Regions from separate parts of the Homo sapiens genome. Here all the other regions are linked to region 2. A link is a contact called in ENCODE Hi-C or POLR2A ChIA-PET data. All regions are on one chromosome and are shown on one strand. The core of a region is the stretch at or near the end of the contact, and the rest is flanking DNA. Distances in the headings are between cores, read along the strand shown. Region 1 overlaps WWOX (WW domain containing oxidoreductase). Region 2 has its middle 310 kb from the start of MAF. Region 3 overlaps WWOX (WW domain containing oxidoreductase).

Region 1 (3,619 bases), core at 50-2,549, 300 kb after region 2:
CTAAATATGCTGATAATTTTAGTAATTAAGGACTCCAAAAAGGGATCATTGTTAGTCCCAAAGCTCTACAAGTTAAATGGCTTACTCTGAATCATCGAACTCAGGATGATTACTTCCTCCTTGTTTTAACAGAGAACTCAGGTTGTACAGGAACTCAGGAATTCTCCTGCCTAGTTCCTGAAGCAAAATGAAACCTTCCAACAAAGCTGAAAAGAAGCACGTGTATCTGCTTTGCCTGACTGCCCACCAGAGCTCGTTTCTCCACTGATCGATTGGGGCTCGCAGCAACATGCTGGCCCCAGGGATGCACACAAGCCACGGCTGAGAAAGGACAGGCTGGGAGTGGGGCACAGACTACAGCCACCGGTCTTTCTCTCTGGGAAGAAACTAACTTGACAGCTATGCAGGAATCTCCCATTTCCCTACCCAAATGCACTTTCCATCCTTCTGTACTGGTCTTCGTGCCTGAAAAAGTTGACCAATATGAACACATCAGTAACTTCCTTTTGCCATCTGGTTTCTAGCAGGGCTTGAACAATGGCAAAGAGTTGAAGGGGCGGGGATGTTTATTCCGCTGGGACCTCTCCTGGGGAGAGGGAGTATTACCAGTGGTAGGCTGAATTCCTCAACCAAAGGTTACAGCTCCTTCCAAGGAGTCTTCTCCATCCTGGCACCTTCAACTGTCTCCAGTATCTGCTCCCTCTCCTTGGCCAAGGATGGTGACAGCCACCCCTATTACTACCTCTGAGAAATTAATTTTCTTTCTTTTTTTTTTTTTTTTATTTTTTTTGAGACAGAGTTTTGCTCTTGTTGCCTGGGCTGGAGTGCAATAGCGTGATCTTGGCTCACTGCAACCTCTGCCTCCCGGGTTCAAGTGATTCTCCAGCCTCAGCCTCCCGAGGAGCTGAGATTACAGATGCCTGTCACCATGCCCAGCTAAGTTTTTGTATTTTTAGTAGAGACGGGGTTTCACCATGTTGGCCAGACTGGTCTCAAACTCCTGACCTCAGGTGATCCACCAGCCTCGGCCTCCCAAACTGCTGGTATTACAGGCGTGACCCACAGCACCAGACCAGAAATTCGCTCTCTTTTATGTTTCCCTACACCTTGACCACCCCCCCTTTATAAAATAGCCCCTTTGTTATTAAAATTTCTTGAAATTACTCAATTTGGGTTTGTTACCTCTTTCCCACTGGGACTACCATGGATACAGAAGGGACATGACGAGACCTGTGGTTTCACCGGAATCATGTTGTAAGCAGCAAAGCCCACAGGGCTGATTCACTGTTTAAACAGCAAGGTGGGAAAGTCCTGCTGGAAATTTTTGGAGAGCACATTTTTTAAAAGTTGACAAGTTCATCAGCCCAAGAAGAAAAGGACACAGAGAGTTTGGGCCGACATATCGCAACTCTCATTAGCGCGAAATGAATTCACGTTACTCTGCCTCTGAACATGGAGGGCCCTGTACAGAAACAAAGACATATGCACCATCATGCAAAAAAGCCACTTGAAACATGAGGGAGCATAGAGGAAAGTCCTTGAAGAGGTCTTTTCCAATTTTTCTCAACCCACATATTTTATAGGAAAGCTTTAAACTCTCACTAAAACAATGGATTAAAAAATGAGAAACCCTCCTTCCAGTTTCACAATCCATTTGTCTCATCCTCTCGAGAGTTGCTAGAAAAAAGAAAAAAGGACAAAATACGTGGCAGGAGCTCCAGCATGAACAAACTTGAAAAATCCTGCCTTTGCTAGGAAAATATTCTTAAATTTTCAAACACATTCCAACCTACCCGATACAAGGTACAAAAAGATCATTGTCAAAACAAAGCAAAACCACTCACATGCCAAAGATCATGGAACCTAAAGCAATCAATAAAGCCAGGACTGAGTTAATAAGCACAGCCTACTTATAAACTGACTCGTCTTTTGGTTTGTGATGCAGGGAGACATTAAATTTCAAAGACCTCCCGTGTGCTTCTGAAAATTACAAATGAGAAATATTGGAGTCCTATACTGCTATCAAAGTGGCAAGTTAGTTCTCCTTAAAAGCTGTACTTAAATAACCATGGCGCTGTGTCCTTTAAGAAAGCCCTAGGATCATTTCCCCAGCCAGCCTCCTCTGATCCCTCTCTGCTCCGTGTGGGTAAGTGCACTGTACCTCCTGACCATGCTCTTGGTGGGACTTTTTGTAGCATGACCTTGAAATACTTTGTTTTACTGAGTCCTTGCAGTCAAAAGGAGTCTCTTGCGCATCCTGAAACTCCCAAGTCAAGCATAATGTGTATTATCAAAAAGATGCCCAAAAATCTCTGTGGAATTAATCTTTGAAAGCTAACAACATCAAAATAATAGTACTTTAAAATCTCTTCTGAAGCTATCAAGAAATGGCAAAGATGTTTCAACATGTGCATCAACCCTGGTCAATTGGTAACAGCCTCCCAGAACACTCTATTAAAGAGAATTCAAGAGTCAGATCCATTCTTGGGAGAAAAACAGAGTACTGATGAATGAGTGATGTCCGCCAGTGACCTGGAATTAAGGAATGATGTCAAGTAGCCTATCGGTTTGTCATTCTTGTTCTTATTTATCCTCACTCTCTGCACAGGTTACTTACATGAAATCCTAAAAAGAAAATCCACTAAAATCCAAAGAGTGGTACAATCAGCACAGCCCCAACCTACTTAGAATACTGTGGGCCTGGAGTCTAAAAATGGAAACCAGTTCATGTCCAAACCAATTGTTCTTCGTGGAGCACAGGGAGGATATTAGGAATATGCCTTCATAAAGCTCTGAGTCAGACTGGTATCCTCTAGGTGACTTTCAAAACTATAGGTCTGGAAGCACCTCTACCTATGGCATCTTTGTAAAACTGATTAACTATTTTCAATAAGTTTTTCTATCATCCCCAGTGGAAAATTGCAAGCGCGCTGCATATGTAAAAATATAAATGTGTGACTCATCTCGCCTAGGGAAATGCTGACAGAACCAGGAATGTATGTGTGCTCCTGACTCCATAAATGTCTCCCGGAGCCCCGGTTCATCTTGACATTCCCACACGCTCCCATGCCATCGTGGACAAGCTTGCATTGCATAAAATTCTGACCCTGGGATGCCCCTCCTCAAGGAAAATTGGAGGTCAGCACAGTGCATTGTTGGCTCTGAGCCATGAACTTTTGACACAGCATCTGCATTTCTCGGCCAGTCAAGGTGTTTGTATGAGAGGGATCCTGGCTGACGGGACTGCAGAAGGCAGCCATTTGGAATGCAGGCATGAGCTGCAACTTCTACACTCCTTCCGGAGTGGTCAGCATTGCAATGTGAGGATCCAGGTAAATTGTCTGTGCCTATTCTTTTTTTCTTTTTCAGATGGAGTCTCACTCTTTTGCCCAGGCTGGAGTGCAGTGGCACGACCTTGGCTCACTGCAACCTCCATCTCTTGGATTCAAGCAATTCTCCTGCCTCAGCCTCCTGAGTAGCTGGGACTACAGGCATGCACCACTATGCACAGCTAATTTTTGTATTTTTAGTAGAGACTGGGTTTCACCATGTTTGTCAGGCTGGTCTGAAACTCCTGACTTCAAGTGATCCTCCCACCTTGGCCTCCCAACGTTCTGGG
Region 2 (3,493 bases), core at 816-3,315:
ATAATGATTTCCCCCATCTCCTCTCTACCTCCCGCCATCCCAGAAACACTGCTCTTGCCTGCCCCAGTCTTCCATCACCTCCTTTGTGGGCTCCCGCCACTCTGCTGCCAGAGCACTTTTGAAACACCAGTCACACCGTGCCACTCCCTGCTTGAAATCCCTACAGTGTTTCTCCACAATCTTGAGAATCGAGTGACATTTTCTTAGCTTGGAATACAAGTCCTTGCATGGCCTCATACTTCACTAAGACCAAACCACTTAGAGATCTCAGCAGGTATCTTTGCTTCTCTGTCTCCTTTAACAAACAAACAGGCTGGGTGCAGTGGCTTACGCCTGTAATCCCAACACTTTGGGAGGCCGAGGCGGGTGGATCACCTGAGGTTAGGAGTTTAAGACCAGCCTGGCCAACATGGTGAAACCCCATCTCTACTAAAAATAGAAAAATTAGCTGGGCATGGTGGTGCGTGCCTGTGATCCCAGCTACTCAGGAGGCTGAGGCAGGAGAATTGCTTGAACCTGGGAGGAGGAGGTTGCAGTGAGCTGAGATGGCACCACTATACTCCAGCCTGGGTGACACAGCGAGACCCTATCTCAAAAAACAAACAAACAACACACTGCTTATTCTCTTCCACCTGGAATGTCCTTCCTTTCCTCATGTTTACCTAATTCACTCACCTGTAAGATTCCACTACTCAGTCAATAAGCTTATTATCTATTTCTATATAACAACACCTTCCCAAAACTTAATGGTTTAAAATAATTGATTATTACTGTATCTCAAAATTTCACGTGTCAGGAATTCACACAGGGCTCAGCAGAGGTGACTTTGCTTTGTTCAGTGATGTATGGAGCTAAACTGTGATGACTCCCAAGGGCTGGGGGCTGAATAGGCAGCTCACTCTCTGTCCACATGGCCTCCCCACGTAGCAGCTTGGACCTCCTCACAGCATGGCAGCCTCGGGATTCTTATGTAACCGGCTTAGGATGTAGCAACTCAGATCTCCAAGAGAAAGGAAATAGAAACTGCCTTGAAATATCAGAAATGGCGATGGTGTGACTTTCACTGTACACTATTAGTCAAAGCAGGTCAGCCCAGGCTCAAGGGGAGGAGATACACACCCCACCTCTTGATGGCAGAAGCATCAAAGAACTTGTGAGCATCATTAATCCATCACTGTCATCATCTCCTTGAAGAAGCCTGGAGTCCACTCCTCCCCTGCTTCCCCTTCACCCTCCCTCTGCCCTCCCTCCAATGCCTTCCTCTCTGTTTTCTGATAAAAACAGAGTAATTACAAGCAGTGAAAAATATCCCCAAGGAACTGGGAGTAGTTTTGTTAAATAAAGGGTGCTGGAGCTCACTGGTATGGCACATGTTGTTTGGCACATAATGGGTTCTCAATAAATCGGAGCTACGATGAGGAGGGTTAGCTAGCTTTATTAAAATTAAAATGTGCCTTGTCTGTTTGGTGACTGCCTAACACAGAGAAGCTAACCCATAGGAGGTTCTCCCAAGGTGATGAATAAATGAATGAGTGAGTGAATGAAAGAATGAGTGAGTGAATGAATGGGTGAATAAATGAATGAGTGAATGAAAGAATGAGTGAATGAATGAATGAGTGAATAAATGAATGAGTGAATGAAAGAATGAGTGGATGAATGAATGAGCAAATAAATGGCTCAACAAACAAGTGGATGTTTCTGCATGCAGTCTGATTCCTGACGCTAAGGGATCCAGGCAAACCAAAAAATAACATCTGATTTCCGGCCTGCGTAGACACTCCAGCTTTAATTACACGTGGGTCATGGCAGGACTCAGGGTTTGGGGGTTTGGGGGAAAACACTTGGCCTCCTGCCACAACCCTCACAATGGACTAAGGTCTTTACCGCCAGCTGCTGGTCCTCAAGCTTCCAGTGTGGACTCACATCAGCTGTGCCTCCCCCGCCAGCCCCCGCCTCACCGGGAAGGGGCTGGTTTGCAGAATGAGACCCTCTCAAGGCCGAGGGCCCGGGAGTGCTTCCTCTCTGCCCCTAGCTGAACAGCAGCTGGGCTGGGAGCGTGGCAGGTGTCTAACAGCCTGCCGCAATCCTGCATAACAGGAAGTGAAAGAGAACACCATATCCAATTGAAACTGCAGTGGAATATGGGCTGCAATGCTTAATTAACCACCCTCAGTCATTTCACAGATTTCTGTTGTTGCTGAAGGAAAAAAAAAAAAAAAAAAGGAAGGCAGAGTACGTGGAGGACAACAAAGCTGATTCTGGAATGTTCGTTTGTGTTCATGCTCCCTGCTCCCACAGTCAGCAGCCTGCTGACATAACGCGAAGGGGACGCTCACTTCTGGCTTCGGTTTTTAATGGGTTTCCAAAGGGTTTTTTTGTCTGTTTGTTTTTTGGTTTTTTGCCAGAGAGTCAGGTCTGTGCCATACTCCAAGAACTCGTCGATACGTTTGTGTGGGAGGAGGCGGGGAAGAGGCATGTTGAGTGCATTTGTGCAGTTGTGTCTCTACGAGGGTGTTTGTGCAGAGGCACACAAAGCTGTGTCCTGGGTTGTGTGGGAGCCTGTGGATACGGCCATGTGAGAACGGGTGGACGTGTGGGCATTTGCCTCTGTCTGGGTTGTTTCACCTGTTAAAGATGCGTGGGAATGTCTGTGGGTAGCTCTGAGCAAGTTCTGTATCTATGTGAGGCACCAGTATGTATGCCTGGATAGATATTTCAATAGATGTGTCTTTGCCTATGCTGAAAAAAGTGAGTGAAAGAAGTATTATTGTTCAAGTGTGCATGCACATATACACGTGTGCATGCAAGGATAATGGTGTGGCAAATAAATGTGTGAGTGAAGATGAGAAACAGCATACTGCCAAATGTATCAAGAACCCACTAAGTAGTTGGCAGTGAATTTATGCTATGAAACTATCTGCTACTTGATGGTGGGGCCAACTTTTCAATATCAGGTGACCTCAGCTTCCTTCTCTAGCAGAGGATAGTACAGAGGACTTTTCTAAGAAGGTTCCATAGTTTCTGTAGGCTTCACTTTGCATCATCACCTCATTTTCCAAACCAAACTTGCCTGTTCACCTAGATAGACTTTCTGGGGAGAGTCTTTGGAATGCTGTAAATTCTAAACGGTTTTTAAACAAAAAAGTATTTAAAAAGTATTTTAAAAGTATTTTAAAAGAAAAACCAGCTAGCTACTGCTTATTAAGGGCTGACTAGTTGGCCCATATCACCCAGATGCCTATCAATATTGATCTTATTTGATCTCTCAATAAACTTATTAGGTAGGAACTGTTATCATTTCCTCTGTAAACTGAAGTAGCCAGTGGGAGGTAGGGCCAGGGTTTAAACACACACTGTCGTGCTGTAGAACCCAAACTGTACTGAGTCATCGTCCCTAAATATGGGGGCAGAGATGGTGCCCCTTTGGCTCAGCCAGTTGTGCAGTGGGAATAATTTGCCACACTGCCCTTAGGAACAGTGGTCCCTTCTGTGA
Region 3 (3,420 bases), core at 338-2,837, 280 kb after region 2:
TCTGGCTTATTCCCTGGGGGATCCCCAGGGCCTGGAGCTGTCCCGCCATCACCTGTGGATTGGTCAGGGATGCCCTGCCCAGTGGCAGGTCCTCCGTGTTCACTTGATTAGCAAACATAGGTCCTTTGAGTCCTGGGGTTCCAGATCTGTCTCTGAAGCTGCCACTGAGTTAAAGGCCCTGGTCCCATCTGTCGCCTGAGGCACCTTCCCTCAGCACACGCCACTCTCTAATGTGAGTGTCTCCCTCGTCTGCTCCTCTCTGAGTCCCCAGCTCCTCACTCTTGTCTGGCACACAGCAGATGCTCGGTAAGCATTTGTGAAAGCCTCCTGGGGAAGCCAGCCTTGTAAATAAACACTTGTTTCATGGGTGGATTATTTTTAAAAAGCAAGAAGTCTAGGCATGAGTAAGGTGGAGTGGGAACAGAGGGACATGGTGGGTGAGCAGCTGGCCAAGGCCTTTGCAAGCATAGCAGCTTGCTCAATTCTAGGCATACTCAAGACCCATTATTCTTCCTTTCGCTTCTGAAGTCCTAGGATACTGAGGTTCAGAGAAGGTCAATGACTTGCCCAAGGTCACACGTTAATAGACAAATTATCAAATTTCTCTCTCAACTTGATAAGTTCCAAAGCTCAGGTCAGGACTCACTCTCTCCAACCACCTTCCCAGATGAGGTCGAAGCCCCCATGATAGGTACAGTCTTGTGTGTCCCCCTCCTCCTTCCCATGTACCATGGTTGCACCATTCCATTTCTTCCTTTGAAAATTTGATGGGTGCCAGGAGCGGTGGCTCACACCTGTAATCCCAGCACTTTGGGAAGCTGAGGTGGGTGGATCACCTGAGGTCAGGAGTTCAAGACAAGGCTGGCCAACATGGGGAAACCTTGTCTTTACCAAAAATACAAACATTAGTCAGGTGTGGTGGCATGTGCCTATGGGCTGAGGCAGGAGAATCGCTTGAACCCAGGAGGCAGAGGTTACTGTGAGCCGAGATCGCACCACTACACTCCAGCCTAGGTGACACAGCGAAAGTCCATCTAAAAAAAAAAAAGAAAATTTGATGATGGGCCTCTAAAGTCACAGAAGCCCCAGTGTCTCCTTTTGCCCACTCCTCTCTTCCCAACCGTAGCACAGTTCCTTGCCCCCAGTTAGAGCTCCATAAGCATTTGTGAAAAAGAGCCACAGCAGTGCAGAGCAGCAGCCCCAGCCACAAAGATTCCAGAAAGCGCCCCTTCATTCATCTGCAAAGAGCAGGAGAAACTTTAAGGCTATAGTGCCCAAACCGTTTGTAACACTCAAGTGAACTGGCATTCACATCATCTTCCTGCTTTCATTAAACAGTTCCACATCACTCACCTAGTGAATGGGCCTTTTTAGCAGGGAAGATGATCATCCATTAAGCCTGGAAGGGCAGGAGGCCTGCGGACACCTCTGCCCCCTCTGCCAGCTCCGTGGATCCCTCTAAATAATACAAGGCTTGTTTGCAATCAAGTTAGAACATGTTTAATGGTGAATAAATCTGATGCTGAATCGGGATAATTGCACTGGCGTCACAGAGCTGACTCAATACCTGGCCAAGGCATCCCATATTTAGAAGGGTGGAGACATTTTTAGCTCGCCTTTGTGTGTGTGCGCTGCTCATTATACACACGTGGCTCCAATTAAAGGCCCTGCCACCTGATCGGGGCCCCCTGGTCTCCGGCTGCAGGTGCACGTTTGTGGGGCTGGAAGACAAGGCCTGGGACAGGTGCTGTGATCTCCCTTTGTTTGCTGAAACCAACAAACAGCAAGGTCAGCACCTTCAGGTGAAGGCCAGGTGCTGGAGGGAGTGAAGGGAGTAGGGAGAGTGACATCAGTATGACCTGGTGTCGGGAGCATGCCCAAGCTCTGTCCTTCCATGGCCTTTGGCATGGTGCATAATGCTTCTAAGTCTCAGTTTCAACATCTGTGAAATGGGGATTTCACAGACTATGGTAGTCAGGATTCAAGATGGCCCCCAAGACTTCCATTTCCTATAGAATCCCCTCTCTTGAGTGTGGGCGGCAACTGTGAATATGATGGGATAATTTGCCCCCCTGAGTGAGTTAGGCTACCAAGCAAAGGGGGAGGAATTTCGCAGATGTCATGGAGGCCTGAACGCAGTTGGTTTTGCATTAATCAAAAGGGATTCAATCCTAAGTGGGACTGATCTAATCGCTAGGCCCTTAAAAGGGGCTGGGCCCTCACTGAAGAGAGTGACTCAGAGCATGGGGGAGCCTCCTTCAGTCTTGAAGAAGCCAACAGTCATGTTGTGAGGTCATCTGTGGATAGGGCCTGAGAGCCTGAGAATAGCCTCTAGGGGCTGCAAGGGGCCCTCAGTCAACAGCCAGCAAGAAAACAAGCACCTCAGTCCTACAGTTACAAGAAAATGAATTCTGTTAATAACCAAGGGCCTCTGATAAGACCCCATCCCTGGCTGACGCTTTGATTTCAGCCTCATGAGACCCTGAGCAGAAGTCCCAGCCTGAACCAGGACTTTTAACCTATGGAGCTATGAGATAACAAATATACTAAATTTGTGGTAATTTCTTACACAGCAAGAGATAGCTAACACAATGAAAGTAACTACCTCCCAAGGTTGTTATGAGGAATCATTTGCATGCACAGTGCTTTGTAAAGGGCTTGTGACACCATGAGTGACTAATAAAGGGCAGAGGTTATGATGATTACTTTCTCTACCATTATTAGTCAATGATAAATATTAAATAGCTTTGGTATCCGAGAAAGAGCTCTCCATTCACATCCTGGTTTTGCCGCTAAGCAGCTATATGATACCGGGTGAGTCACTTGATGAAATCTACTTCTTCATCTGATAACAGTGCTTTCCTTATAACTCTGCAGTGAGGTTTAAGGAGATAATAATTTTAAAGTGCTTAGCTTCTGCAAATTCCCTTTTGCCATATAAAGTAGCATGCCTATGTAGTGGGGATTCGGTTATGGATATTTTGGGTGCTCTTATCCAGCTTGCCCTACAAGGCCTTCATCATCTTTCTCCCGGATCCTTGCAACAGTTACTAACAATCCCCTGGCCTCATCTTCTCCAATACATCCTTTCGAAGGCAGCCTGAGTGATTTCTCTGAGTGTCTCAGGGCCACTGTGTTTGCCATTCCTTTTGCCTGGAACACCTTTCCAGTTCTTCACATCATGAGCCCTTTCCTCATGTTTTAGAGTTTCTCAGGGGCCCTCCCCTGATTACTCTATTTATGTAAGTCCCTCCCTTTGTTATTCTCCAGCAAAGAACCTTTTTTATTTCACCCACACAACTTACACTTACTGTAAAAACTTGACTTTCTCGTTGACTTCTTCAACGCCCTTCACCCTCACTGGAACATAAGTTTTGGAAGTGCAAGGATCTTGTCTGTGTCATTTGCTATTGTGACCTC

Evidence for each region. A loop is a pair of places that touch in the nucleus more often than their neighbours do. ChIA-PET counts read pairs that join two places held with the same protein, here RNA polymerase II (POLR2A). Pooled maps may share reads with other maps.
Region 1: a map with no recorded cell type shows a loop between it and region 2 (10-fold over the local background). The contact joins two enhancer-like sites. A Hi-C loop is called at or near these places in 1 of 37 single-sample maps with no recorded cell type and 2 of 50 pooled maps. POLR2A ChIA-PET finds 5 or more read pairs at or near these places in 3 of 52 experiments (HEK293T, T-cell and activated CD4-positive, alpha-beta T cell).
Region 3: a loop to region 2 is called in a pooled map, with 2.5 times the contacts of the local background. The contact joins two enhancer-like sites. A Hi-C loop is called at or near these places in 1 of 50 pooled maps. POLR2A ChIA-PET finds 5 or more read pairs at or near these places in 3 of 52 experiments (HEK293T, T-cell and activated B cell).

What each region holds. Positions count from the first base shown.
Region 1 is chr16:78,985,516-78,989,134 of GRCh38, reverse strand. The region is part of intron 8 of WWOX (WW domain containing oxidoreductase); the gene reads right to left. Among named protein-coding and RNA genes, the nearest start is that of WWOX-AS2, 490 kb to the right of the region's middle. Within about 2 kb of position 1,299, at least 2 of the 41 ENCODE cell types and tissues checked have a DNase peak (open chromatin) inside an H3K27ac peak, as active enhancers do.
Region 2 is chr16:79,285,848-79,289,340 of GRCh38, reverse strand. It overlaps a transcript of MAF not described here. Among named protein-coding and RNA genes, the nearest start is that of MAF, 310 kb to the left of the region's middle. RefSeq lists an enhancer at 1,453-1,953. Within about 2 kb of position 2,065, at least 12 of the 41 ENCODE cell types and tissues checked have a DNase peak (open chromatin) inside an H3K27ac peak, as active enhancers do.
Region 3 is chr16:79,007,103-79,010,522 of GRCh38, reverse strand. The region is part of intron 8 of WWOX (WW domain containing oxidoreductase); the gene reads right to left. Among named protein-coding and RNA genes, the nearest start is that of WWOX-AS2, 510 kb to the right of the region's middle. Within about 2 kb of position 1,587, at least 3 of the 41 ENCODE cell types and tissues checked have a DNase peak (open chromatin) inside an H3K27ac peak, as active enhancers do.